Linked DNA regions of Homo sapiens: region 2 is linked to region 1. A link is a contact called in ENCODE Hi-C or POLR2A ChIA-PET data. All regions are on one chromosome and are shown on one strand. Each heading gives the region's core, a stretch centred on a gene start or an enhancer-like site at or near the end of the contact. The rest is flanking DNA. Distances are from core to core; before and after follow the strand shown.

Region 1 (6,076 bases), core at 1,181-3,680:
AGGCTGGAGTGCAGTGGTGCGATATTGGCTCACTGCAACCTCCACCTCCCAGGTTCAAGCGATTGTCCTGCCTCAGCCTCCTGAGTAGCTGGGACTACAGGTGCACACCACCAAACCCAGCTAATTTTTGTATTTTTAGTAGAGATGGGGTTTCACCATGTTGGCTAGGATGGTCTCAATCTCTTGACCTTGTGATCCGCCTGCCTCGGCCTACCAAAGTGCTGGGATTACAGGCGGAAGCCACCATGCCTGGCCCAACCTGCCCACCTTTTAATACTATCACATTGGATATGAGGTTCCAATGTATGAATTTAGGGGAGACACCAACATTCAGACCATGGCAGAGCTTTTCAAGGTTTGGAGACCAGGCCTGGGGTGGCAGTGGGAGACAGACTATCCCTTTCCTACCACATACCTGAGCTGGTTAGATCCGTCCCAAGGAGAAAGGCCCCGCTTTGAGCGCTGGCAGCTGTGTTCAGCTGGACTCTTCTCTTGGCCCAAGCATTCATTTATTCATGCTATTATAAGATTTGAGCTTATTCTATTTTTAAGGCTCTTACTCTTGTAGCACTTTATTAACATCTTTTTTATAACTCGTGCCAGTCTTATTATAATTTATATGTTCATTCTCTAATTTATCACTCATGAAATATTTGTTGAATATTTATTATCTGTACTTATGGTACTAGGCAGTGACATAAGCTAGAATTATTCTTAGGCCCAGTTCTTCTCACTGGTCTCCTGGGTGTTCCAGGGGAAAAGTGAGCTGTTCTCTTTCCAAATCAGGCCCTAGGTGTTTTATCTAGACCTTTCTCATAAACTGGCACTATTCACTGAACTACTGCCCAGGGGCTTGTTCTCCCTTCCCATACTAGTAACCAAGGTTTGCTCAGTGGCTATGAAGTCAGTTTCCCATCTGCTTGAAGTAAACATAATCAAGAAGGTAAATTGTCTGCTAGAAGCTCATAGAGTACATGGAAAAGGGAAGGGAAGTCCAGAAATAGGTTGTTTGCTATTGGGAAATACTTGCCATTTGGGGAGGTAACTGTCTGGATTACTGTTTTCTCCACTCATGAATGACCAGGAATCACTATGTGGGGGATCTGAGGGCAGGAGGGGGCAGTCATTTTTATTCATCAGGTTAAGCATGTCTAGGCAAGGGGAAGGTCTAAAAGTGGAATAGTGGAAAGAGAACAGGACATTGGAGACACTTAAATCTAGCTTTAACTCCCAGTTCTACCACTTCCTGACTGTATGACTTTGTATAACTCCTTTAGCCTCTTTGAGCGTCAGCTTCTCCATTTATAAAAAGGGGATGACCATTCTGCTCAGAGGACGTTATAAGTAAATAAAATATATATGCAGCACCTGGTACAGAAAGCATGATATTCACTGGTACAGCAGAATTACAACTGCGTTGACACCAGCCTGGGCAACATAGCGAGACCCTGTCTGTAAAAAAAAAAAAAAAAAAAAAATTAGCCTGGCAACGGTGGCACGCGCCTGTGGTCCCAGCTACTGGATGGAGGCTGAGGGGGAGGATCCCTTGAGCCTGGGAGGTCAAGGCTGTGATAAGCCAAGATCCTGCCACTGCACTCCAGCCTGGGGGACACAGATTCTGTCTTAAAAAAAAATCAGAATCGCAAGTGACCTTTATTTTATTTTATTAGATTTTGAGACAGAGTTTCACTCTGTCACCCAGGCTGGAGTGTAGTGGCACGATTTTAGCTCACTGCAACCTCTGCCTGGTGGGTTCAAGCGATTCTCCTGCCTCAGCCTCCCAAGTAGCTGGGATTACAGGCGCTCGCCACCACGCCTGGCTAATTTTTGTATATTTAGTAGAGACGGGGGTTTCACCATGTTGGTCAGGCTGGTCTTGAACTCCTGGCCTCAAGTGATCTGCCTGCCTGGGCCTCCCAAAGTGCTGGGATTACAGGTGTGAGCCACCGCGCCCGGCCACCTGATGCTATTTTTAAAATAACTGGTCCTTGTAAAAAATCTACACAAGTATATAAAGTGAGTGGCTTAAAGGTGTCCTATTTTGCATGAATTTGCGAGAAATTTTATTGCTGGAGACTCTCGGCTTCTGTCCCAAACTGAGTCACAAGAACTTGATTTATTTTTACTCCGCACCCCTCTGATTGCTTTCTGAGGGTCCTTCCGCTAGAAAGAAATTACATTGTTGGAAAATCAGACAGGAAACTTCGCAGTTCCAGCCTGGAAGCAAAAGCAGGCGTGAAGCTATCTCTTCAGCCCTCCCTCCCCCCAAGGGGAGGGGCACGGGGGCAGCTCGTGCAAGAGTCTGCAGAGGGCGGGGCTAGGGGCGGGGCTCCCACCTCGGTGCGGGGCGGGGGGCGCCGCGCGCTGGTCTGGCGGCCCGCGATTGGGCGAGGCCGCGAGCGGCGTGACAGCTGCCAGCTCACCGGCTCAGACGGTCGCCGCCGCGTTTGCGCAGGGGGAGCTGGTCGCCGCCGCGGCCGCCTGGAATTGTGGGAGTTGTGTCTGCCACTCGGCTGCCGGAGGCCGAAGGTAGGGGCGGTGAGGGCCGCCCGGCCCTGGAGCTGGGCGGGGGGCTCAGGGCGCTTCCTGGGCCTCCTCCTGCCGGCGGCCTCGGCGCCTTCCCAGCAGTGTTCTGGGGACCCACACATCCTCACTAGTGTCTCCAAAGCGGGACGTCCAAGTGGGCCCGGGGCTCCCTGCCGAAGGCCTACCTTTCTTATCTTTCCCACTCAGAATGTCTCCATTCACCTCTTTATTGGCAGGAGATGGGGCCGTGGAAATTTGAGATTGGCTTTGGCTCCGCACCTGTTTTTAGTGCCCTTGCCTGTTTCATTCTCCCAGCCTAAGTTTCCGTATCTGTCCGAAGAAGGGGTGGTTTGGTGTTGATCTCCGAGACCCGTGTGTCTCTTCCCATGTGGAATTATTGTCACTCTCTTATTGCTTGTTTTTCTTTGTCCTGGAAAATTTGCCTTTAGAGGTTACAGACTGGTTAGTGTTATCTCTCGGATCGTCTAGGGGCTTTGTGCATAAGCCTTGGGCTCCATTCCCTGGGATTTCCGATAAGATGGTGCGTGGGCAGCTGTACCCCAGGGGGTTCTCATTCAGGTGGTCCCGGAATCCTGGCTTTGAAAATCCCTGCTTCAGAAGTCAGGAGAGAATGACTTGACATATGAGCCCCTGGAATGGGGCTCTGAGTGGGAAAAGCCAGGAATCAGGAAATGCTAACACGTGTGAGGCTGGGGCTTTCTTTGCACCGGAGGAATTAGAATGCCATTTGATGTCTTTTAAAAATATTTGACTACCTATATATGTAAGATCAGTTTTCTAATATTCTTAAATGCCTGGCTTCGTTTAAAGTTCAGTTGGCTTTCCCACCTCAATAAACCTAAATAAAAACATGATCTGAGAGATGGGGCGGGGGTTAAGTTAACCCAAACTAAGTAGACAGGAGGAGAATGAAACTTACATATTTGCTAAGAGAAGAAAGTGATGTGTTTATAAACAGTTTTTTTTTTTTTTTTTTTTTTTTGAGGCGGAGTTTCGCTCTTGTTTCTCAGGCTGGAGTGCAATGGTGCCATCTCGACTCACAGCAACCTCCGCCTCCCAGGTTCAAGCGATTCTCCTGCCTCACCTTCCCGATTAGCAGGGATTACAGGCATGCGCCATCGTGCCCGGCTAATTTTCTATTTTTAATAGAGACAGGGTTTCTCCATGTTGATCAGGCTGGTCTCGAACTCCTGACCTCAGGTGATCTGTCTACCTCGGCCTCCCAAAGTGCTGGGATTACAGGCATGAGCCACCTCGCCTGGCATATAAACAGGTTTTTTTTTGACATTGTGAAAGATATTTTGTTGTGTGTGTGTGTCTTTTCTGCTCTCACCCCACCCAAGTTTTTTTCTTTTCTGATAAAAGTATAGCCAGATTTGGGGATTGGGTAGGATTTTGATGGGAGCCAGAGTGTAACGATATTGGGATTGATATTTGTATAACATGGGTCAGAACTTGGTCTGTGGTTTTGAGAACATGGCTCTCGGGTTTTTAAGATGGTGTTACCACACCACATTTATTTCCCCTTTCTTTCATTTGTTTAGTGAATTTAATCTGCTCATGAATACATGTGCTGTTTTAATGAAATTGGCAATAGAAGAGACGTTCTGCTCCCATTTTACAGGTGATGGAAATGTTAGTAGGGATGCGGCAGTCCAGGAATGAAAAGTTGCCTAGTACTTTGATTCCCACTTACTTCCCCTTCCCTGCTGTTTTCTGAAGGCCAGCTATTACTTCTCTACTGAGGCCAACTGTGAGCCCTGGTGTGTTTCATTGGCAGGAGAAGAGGCTAATTAAGTGAAACTGAAAGGTAACAAAATGGATTTTAAAATAACTGACATGTGGGAACTTGATCCACCAATGAATGTTCTCCTTTAGAGTGATGTGTGCAGGTGTAGGTGGTGGGAGTTGAGGATGGCGTGCCTAAGTGATTTGGCTGTTGTCCAAGGCAGTTTTGAAAATCCACCTCTGGAATTGTTTTCAGAGACCTTTTTGAACCATGCGAGAGATCAGTTTCTTTAATATATTAAACCATACTGTATTATTATTATTATTATTTTTCAGATGGGGTCTCACACTGTGGTTCAGGCCGGAGTGCAGTGGCATAATCATAGCTCACTGCAACCTTGAACTCCTGGGCTTAAGTAATACTCTCACTAAAGCCTCCTGAGTAGTTGGGACTACAGGGGCGCACCACCAGGCCCAGCTAATTTTGTAATTTTAATTTTTGTAGAGACAGGGTCTCGCTGTGTTGCCCAGGCTGTTTTTGAATTCCTGGCCTCAAGCGATTCTTCTGTCTTGGCCTCCTAAAATGTTGAGATTACAGGCGTGAGCCACTGCACACAGCCTATATATATTTAACCCCGAATGGCATGGGTAAGCAACCTTGTCACCTGCCTTGTCTTCAGATGAGTTAACAGTTCTTTTGAAGTGGAAATAACAGATTTTTGGAGGGTGGTGAACATGAGTTTTAATTCTGAGTCTACCACTTATTAGCCACATAACCTTGGATAAGTTACTTCACCTCTGGGGCTCAATGTACCACTACATAACAGTGGGAATAGGGCCGGGCATGGTGGCTCACGCCTGTAATCCCAGCACTTTGGGAGGCCAAGGTGGGCGGATCACGAGGTCAGGAGATCGAGACCATCCTGGCTAACACGGTGAAACCCCGTCTCTACTAAAAATACAAAAAATTACCCGGGCGAGGTGGTGGGTGCCTGTAGTCCCAGCTACTCAGGAGGCTGAGGCAGGAGAATGGCGTGAACCTGGGAAGCGGAGCTTGCAGTGAGCGGAGATCACGCCATTCACTCCAGCCTGGGCGACAGAGCGAGACTCCGTCTCAAAACAAAACAAAACAAAACAAAAAAAACTGGGAATAATATTTACTTTGAAGGGTGGTTAAATGACGTATTACACATGAAAGCTCTTGGGACATAGGAATGCAATAAATGTTTTCACCCTCAAAGAATGAAGATTTGCCGTTAATGAGAATATTCAAAAGAACATGAGAGTCTCTGGCCGGGTGCGGTGGCTCACACCTGTAATCCCAGCACTTTGGGAGGCTGAGGTGGGTGGATCACCTGAGGTCGGGAGTTCAAGACCAGCCTGACCAACATGGAGAAACCCCGTCTCTACTAAAAATGCAAAATTAGCCGGGCGTGGTGGCGCATGCCTGTAATCCCAGCTACTCGGGAGGCTGAGGCAGGAGAATCACTTGAACTCGGGAGGCGGAGGTTGCAATGAGCCGAGATCATTGTGCCATTGCACTCCAGCCTGGGTGATAGAGCGAGAGATTCTGTCTCAAAAAAAAAAAAAAAGGCTCTGAAAGGAAGTTGTACCTTTTTCGAAATAGGTGGATTCTCTTTTTCACATACTTGTGGATTCATACTCTGACCTGCTCAGCCTCCCCCTGTCTTTCTTCATTCATTTTCTGTCCTTTCCTAAGTGAAGTTTTGCTGCAGAGGCTGTCTGCCAGTCTCTTGTAGTAAGCCTCTTTTCAGGAGAGCTAATCTGAACTCTCTTACAA
Region 2 (6,076 bases), core at 3,577-6,076, 200 kb before region 1:
CTGGTAGGGCCAGAGACCTCCTTCCCCTAGGTCATTTCCTTCCAACAGAGATCAGTCAAGCTCACGGGGCTTTGGATCTGCTTGTTGGAAGGTGTGTGTGTCATGGGGACAGGTCCTGGCTGCCTCCCCCAGAATATTCTAAACCCCTCCTGTGGGACACAAGCCCTCCTGAGCCAGTCTGGTGATGTGAACCTCACCCTGGCCAGTGCCTCCCACCCCTACAAACTCCCCTTGTGTGGTTTCAGTTTGGTTTTTACACTTACATAGTTCTTTACTCTCAAAGGGATTTTCTAACCATTCTCTCACCATCGGGTGCCACAGGCTTTTATTTTCAAAGAGTCACACAAATTTCTAATTCTTTTTCCCAAACGAACTTCACAAGTAATTAATTCCACTTAGCTGGACGCCTGGGAAGGAGGTTCAACAGTCCTCGTCCCATGACCCGGTGAACTCATGTCTTCATTCTCTCCCTTCACCTGTCTCCTCTTTTCCATGCTGTGCCTTCACTTTTTACCAGGTCTTCTCTTTTGAAATCTTAAATGCTTAGACATTTCTGTATTTTCAGAGTTTGTGTTCTAGTTAATTCTTGTCCAACCTTTTTTTTTTTTTTTTTGAGATGGAGTCTTGCTCTGCCGCCCAGGCTGGAGTGCGGTGTCGAGATCTCGGCTCACTGCAAGCTCCGCCTCTCAGGTTCACGTCATCTTCCTGCCTCAGCCTCCCAGGTAGCTGGGACTATAGGTGCCCGCCACCACACCTGGCTAATTTTTTGTATTTTTAGTAGAGACAAGGTTTCACCGTGTTAGCCAGGATGGTCTCCATCTCCTGACTTTGTGATCCACCCACCTTGGCCTCCCAAAGTGCTGGGATTACAGGCGTGAGCCACCACGCCTGGCCTTTTTTTTTTTTGAAGCGGAATCTCGCTCTGTCACCCAGGCTGAAGTGCAATGGCACGATCTCGGCTCACTGCAACCTCCGTCTCCTGGGTTCAAGCAATTCTTCTGCCACAGCCTCCAAAGTAGCTGGGATTACAGGCATGTGCCACCACACCCAGCTAATTTTTGTATTTTTAGTAGAGACGGGGTTTTACCATGTTGGCCAGGCTGGTCTCAAACTCCTGACCTCAGGTGATCCACCCGCCTTGGCCTCCCAAAGTGCTGGGATTACAGGCATGAGCCACTGTGCCTGGCCCCTTGTCCAACCTTTGAAGACAGTAGGATTTTCTTTCTGTAGGAATCAGAATTTTCCAAGGTGCCATGTGGGGCAGTTATGTAAATGAAGCACCCCCAGATCCCTACAGCCTCCTTGGATTTTGATCCAACACAGAAAAATTATCATTTATTTATTTATTTATTATTTAGAGACAGGGTCTTGCTCTGTCACCCAGGCTGGAGTGCAGGGGCACAGTCATAGCTCATTGCAGCCCCCAACTCCTGAGCTCAAGTGATCCTCTTGCCTCAGCAAGTAGCCAGGACTATAGGCATGTTCCAACACCATGCCCAGCTAGTTTTTTGTTTTTTTTTTTTTTAGTTTTGTAGAGGCGAGGTCTCACTATGTTGCCCAGACTGGTCTCTTACTCCTGGGCTCAAGCCATCCTCCTGCCTCAGAAAGTCATCTTTGCCTCAAATGTACGATTAATTTGGGGGTAGGCTTTGCCACCACTATCTCACTGGGTCCTCCCCAGACCACTGTGGGATAGGGCTGTCTCTTTCCCCATCTTTGAAATGAGGAAACAGGTCTGAAAATCGAGGCAACTCCCATCTTCTCCCACCACCCCTGAAGCCCTAGCACAAGGCTGGGCATCCAGCCAGCCCTCGGGAAGTTTGTTTGGACTGGGATGACTGAACTAGGTCTTTTTTCTGAGTCCTAAACCCCCAGGGACATCCCGTTCATTCGGTCTGCAAATATACTTTTTGTATACCTACTATGTGCCAGGTGCTGTTTTAGGCCTTAGGGATAAAGCCGTGAATAAAACAAAGATCCTTGTCCTTGTGGACCTTACATCCCAGCAGCGGAGAAGACAGATGAGTAAAGTATATGGTATGTTAGGTAAAAGTGTTAAGAAAAATAAAGCAGGATGTTGGGCATGGTGGCTCACGCCTGTAATCCCAGCATTTTGGGAGGCTGAGGTGGGTGGATCACCTGAGGTCAGAAGTTCGAGACCAGCCTGGCCAACATGGTGAAACCCCATCTCTACTAAAAATACAAAAATTAGCTGGGCGTGGTGGCAGGCGCCTGTAATCCCAGCTACTCGGGAGGCTGAGGCAGGAGAATTGCTTGAACTCAGGAGGTGGAGGTTGCAGTGAGCCAAGATCATGCCACTGCACTCCAGCCTGGCGACAGAGCAAGACTCAGTCTCAAATACAAAAAAAAAAAAAAGAGAAAGCAGGAAGAGGGAACAGGAAGTACTGGGAAATGTAATTTTTTGATGAGGGAGAGTTTCTCCAAGGAGGCAACATCTGTAAAGACCTGCAGGAGTTGAGGGCAGGCGCCATTCATCTTCCAGCCTTTGGTCAGGCCTGCCCACTTCTCTCCAAGGACCTTCTCCTGCCCTCATGTGGGTCCTCTGGTCCAGAATAGACTTGTGAAGTCATTGACAACAATCCTCAAACACTGCACTCCCCCAAGACTGCATAATAAACTCATTCATACTAAGGTATTAGCAGTTCTTCATGGAGAACTCTTGGGTGGGGAGCCAAGCTCTGAAAAGCCCCGTGAGGGAATGCCTTATCTCAGGAAGGAGCCCTGGGATGGGAACCACCCCTCCTCCCTGCCTCTCTCCCCCACAGAGATTGAGTCTCACATTATAAAGCAAGAAGATATACTTAATGGCAAAGAGAATGAGATTAAAGAGTTGCAGCAAGTTATCAGCCAGCAGAAACAGATCTTCAGGTGAGGGGTCTGGGCCCGGCTGGGGGTTGTTGATGACACTGGGGAGCCAGACCTCTGGCCCCTACCTACCCTTGGCTGTCCACAGCCCACCACCAGCCGGCTCCGTTGCAGGAATCACATGTCTGACTTCCGGATCCAGAAGCAGCAGGAGAGCTACATGGCCCAGGTGCTGGACCAGAAGCATAAGAAAGCCTCAGGGACACGTCAGGCCCGCAGCCACCAGCATCCCAGGGAAAAATAAAATGGCCGCCGCTTTCCTGTTCTCTGGCTGTAATCCCCAGCCTCTGCCTTCTCTGCTCTGGGAGTCCCCAGCCTCTAGCCCCTGCTACTTCCCTCCCTCTTGGATAGTGGTAGGGGTCCACAAGGTGGGGGCTTGTAGCCTAGGGGAGGAGCTGGGTCTTTGTTGTCTGGTAGGCACCACCGCTTCCTTTGGGTATTTAATCCCTTCCTATATAAACAGCCCTGGTTACCCAGTAATATTCCACCCCACTCCCAGTGTCCTGGTAAATTTAACTTCCCAACTTGACTACAGGGCCGGAAGCCCTGACCAGAAACTTCAAAGACAGTGGGTTCCAGAACCACAAGGAATTTGGGAAGTCAGTTTCCATCACATGACAATAATGTTATACCTGCAAATTGCATTTGCACCTGCTGACACCTCCCCCAAACGGGAGCTTCACAATGGGAGGAAGAGAAAAGACAATGCTGTGTGTGGTTTTAAGGTGGAGAAACAATCTGGGAAGGGACCTCAATTTGCACAAGTTGCACAGGCAGGGCTGGATGGGATGGAGCAGCAACATTTTTTCAGAAGCCATCACCGAGTGCCCCCTAGGTGATCATGGGGACACACCCAGGCAGAGGACCCACTTCAGGGGTCAGATTAGCCCAGTGTAGCCTGTCCTGGGTCGGTTTGAGGCCAAGTGCACAGGAGGGGGCAGTGCTCTTGCTCCAGGGCCAGCTGGGGCCTGAGTCATAGCAGGACCTTGAAGCCAGAAGTTTAAGGGCAAGTGGTGCCCACAGTTGTAAGACAATGACAGGTGGTGGTTGCCTCCCCACCAGCGCCTGTCCCCAGGGCAGGTCCTAAGGCTGTGGGGGCTGAAGTTAGGGCCTTGTGAATACCTGGGGGAGCACAGGGCTGTTCTGGCCGCAGGGGCCTTTGGAGCTGGGACCACAAGCTACTTCGAAGCTTCCTGTAGGACCCCACATCGGTATCCAGGGCCTGTTCTAGGTGCTGAGGCAGACTGAAAGCTAGAGCTGTCCACTCCAGCTCCTTCCAATAGGTCCCACCGAGGGCAGTGGGTCCAGCCAGTGGTAGTACCTTCCTGAGGCCCTGAGGAGTCAGGGAAGCCTCTAGCGGTGCTCCTCACTCTACTGAAGGGGATCAGGAAGAGTGTAACTGGGGTCAAGAAAGGTGGTGTGTGCACCCTTAAGAGCTCTAGCTGAGGCCAGCAATGGCAATGGGGGTCCCCTGCAGTGATGCTAAGGCACCCGGGGCTGAGGGGAAGATGAAATTGCTGGCCCTACCTGAGTCTCCTGGCCTGAAGGTCTGGTTCACCCGCTCACAGCCTGAACTGCACACAGCAGTGCCTGACTTCAGGCGGATCCCTGCTGGGCTTCAGTTTCCTCACCTGTGATAGGTGGAGTTGGGCCTAACTCCTGGCTCCAAGGCTTTGAAAGTTGGGCCTGCCATTCCCTCACCTGCCTGTCAGCCAAAGCTTGGAGCCCACCCCAGGTACTCCGGCTTGTGCCTGAGAAGGGGGTTAGTTGGGCATGGGGGCTGGACAGGGAAGGGTGCAGGGCCCAGGTCTTTTCTGCTGCCGGCGCCGCTGGCTCAGGAGTGGACGCGGCCGCTTTAAGGCGCGGTGACCCCCACGGCATCCTCGGGCGGGGCGGGGACAGTGCCGGCGCCACCAGCGGAGGCGAATGCGAGGGAGATAGTGCACGGCGTCCGGCCCCACCATGCTGACCGCGCTCGCCCCGCCAGCCCTGCCTGGGATCCCGAGGCAGCTGCCCACGGCCCCCGCGCGGCGCCAGGACTCCTCCGGTTCGTCAGGCTCCTACTACACGGCTCCAGGTTCTCCGGAGCCCCCGGACGTTGGGCCGGACGCGAAAGGCCCAGCGAATTGGCCCTGGGTGGCTCCTGGGCGGGGGGCGGGCGCGCAGCCTCGCCTGTCCGTCAGCGCCCAGAATAGCCGCCAGCGGCACGGGCCCGGCTCGGGTTTCCCGCGAGGCCCAGGTTCCGGCCCACGGCCACCCCAGCCCCAGCTGCGCACGCTGCCGTCGGGGGAGATGGAAGTCATCTTCGGCGTCGGACCCCTGTTCGGCTGCTCCGGCGCAGACGATCGCGAGGCGCAACAACAGTTCACGGAGCCGGCCTTCATCAGCCCCTTGCCGCCGGGGCCAGCGTCTCCCGCCGCGGTCCCACGCCAGTCCCAGGTCCCCGATGGTGGCTCCCGCTGGGCCACCTACCTAGAGCTGCGGCCCCGTGGGCCAAGTCCTGCCGCCCCAGCGCAGTTCGAGTGTGTGGAGGTGGCTCTGGAGGAGGGCGCCGCGCCCGCCAGGCCCCGGACAGTGCCCAAGCGTCAGATCGAGCTGCGCCCCCGGCCCCAGAGTCCCCCAAGGGCGGCCGGCGCGCCGCGCCCCCGGCTGCTCCTGCGCACCGGTTCCCTGGACGAGTCGCTGGGCCCCCTGCAGGCCGCCGCGGGCTTCGTGCAGACGGCGTTGGCCAGAAAACTGAGCCCCGAGGCCCCGGCCCCGAGCAGCGCCACCTTCGGGTCCACGGGGCGGTCGGAACCTGAGACCCGGGAAACGGCCCGCAGCACCCACGTGGTCCTGGAGAAGGCTAAGTCTCGGCCACTTCGCGTACGAGATAATTCGGCCCCCGCCAAGGCCCCGAGGCCGTGGCCCAGCCTCCGCGAGCGCGCGATTCGGCGCGACAAGCCTGCGCCCGGGACGGAGCCGCTGGGTCCTGTTAGTTCCAGCATCTTCCTTCAGTCAGAGGAGAAGATCCAGGAGGCGCGGAAGACTCGGTTCCCGCGAGAGGCGCCGGATCGAACTGTTCAGAGGGCACGGAGTCCGCCTTTTGAGTGTAGGATCCCCTCGGAGGTTCCGAGTAGGGCTGTGAGGCCAAGGAGCCCGTCCCCGCCACGGCAGACTCCAAATGGGGCTGTACGGGGTCCTCGCTGCC

What was found. A loop is a pair of places that touch in the nucleus more often than their neighbours do. ChIA-PET counts read pairs that join two places held with the same protein, here RNA polymerase II (POLR2A). Pooled maps may share reads with other maps.
Region 2: a loop to region 1 is called in a map with no recorded cell type, with 19 times the contacts of the local background. The contact joins the promoter of PROB1 here to the promoter of SIL1 in region 1. A Hi-C loop is called at or near these places in 10 of 168 maps with a recorded cell type or tissue (B cell, CD4-positive, alpha-beta T cell, CD4-positive, alpha-beta memory T cell and 6 more), 25 of 37 single-sample maps with no recorded cell type and 17 of 50 pooled maps. POLR2A ChIA-PET finds 5 or more read pairs at or near these places in 4 of 52 experiments (GM12878, RWPE1, activated B cell and 1 more).

The regions. Positions count from the first base shown.
Region 1 is chr5:139,194,722-139,200,797 of GRCh38, reverse strand. It overlaps SIL1 (SIL1 nucleotide exchange factor), which reads left to right and starts at 2,430. Exons shown (of 10, transcript NM_022464.5): 1 at 2,430-2,529. RefSeq lists a silencer at 2,225-2,754.
Region 2 is chr5:139,393,854-139,399,929 of GRCh38, reverse strand. It overlaps PROB1 (proline rich basic protein 1), which reads left to right and starts at 4,826. Exons shown (of 1, transcript NM_001161546.2): 1 at 4,826-6,076. The coding sequence starts at 4,849. It overlaps SPATA24 (spermatogenesis associated 24), which reads left to right. Exons shown (of 6, transcript NM_194296.2): 5 at 2,787-2,889; 6 at 3,001-3,163. The coding sequence ends at 3,130. RefSeq lists an enhancer at 319-538 and a silencer at 5,311-5,600.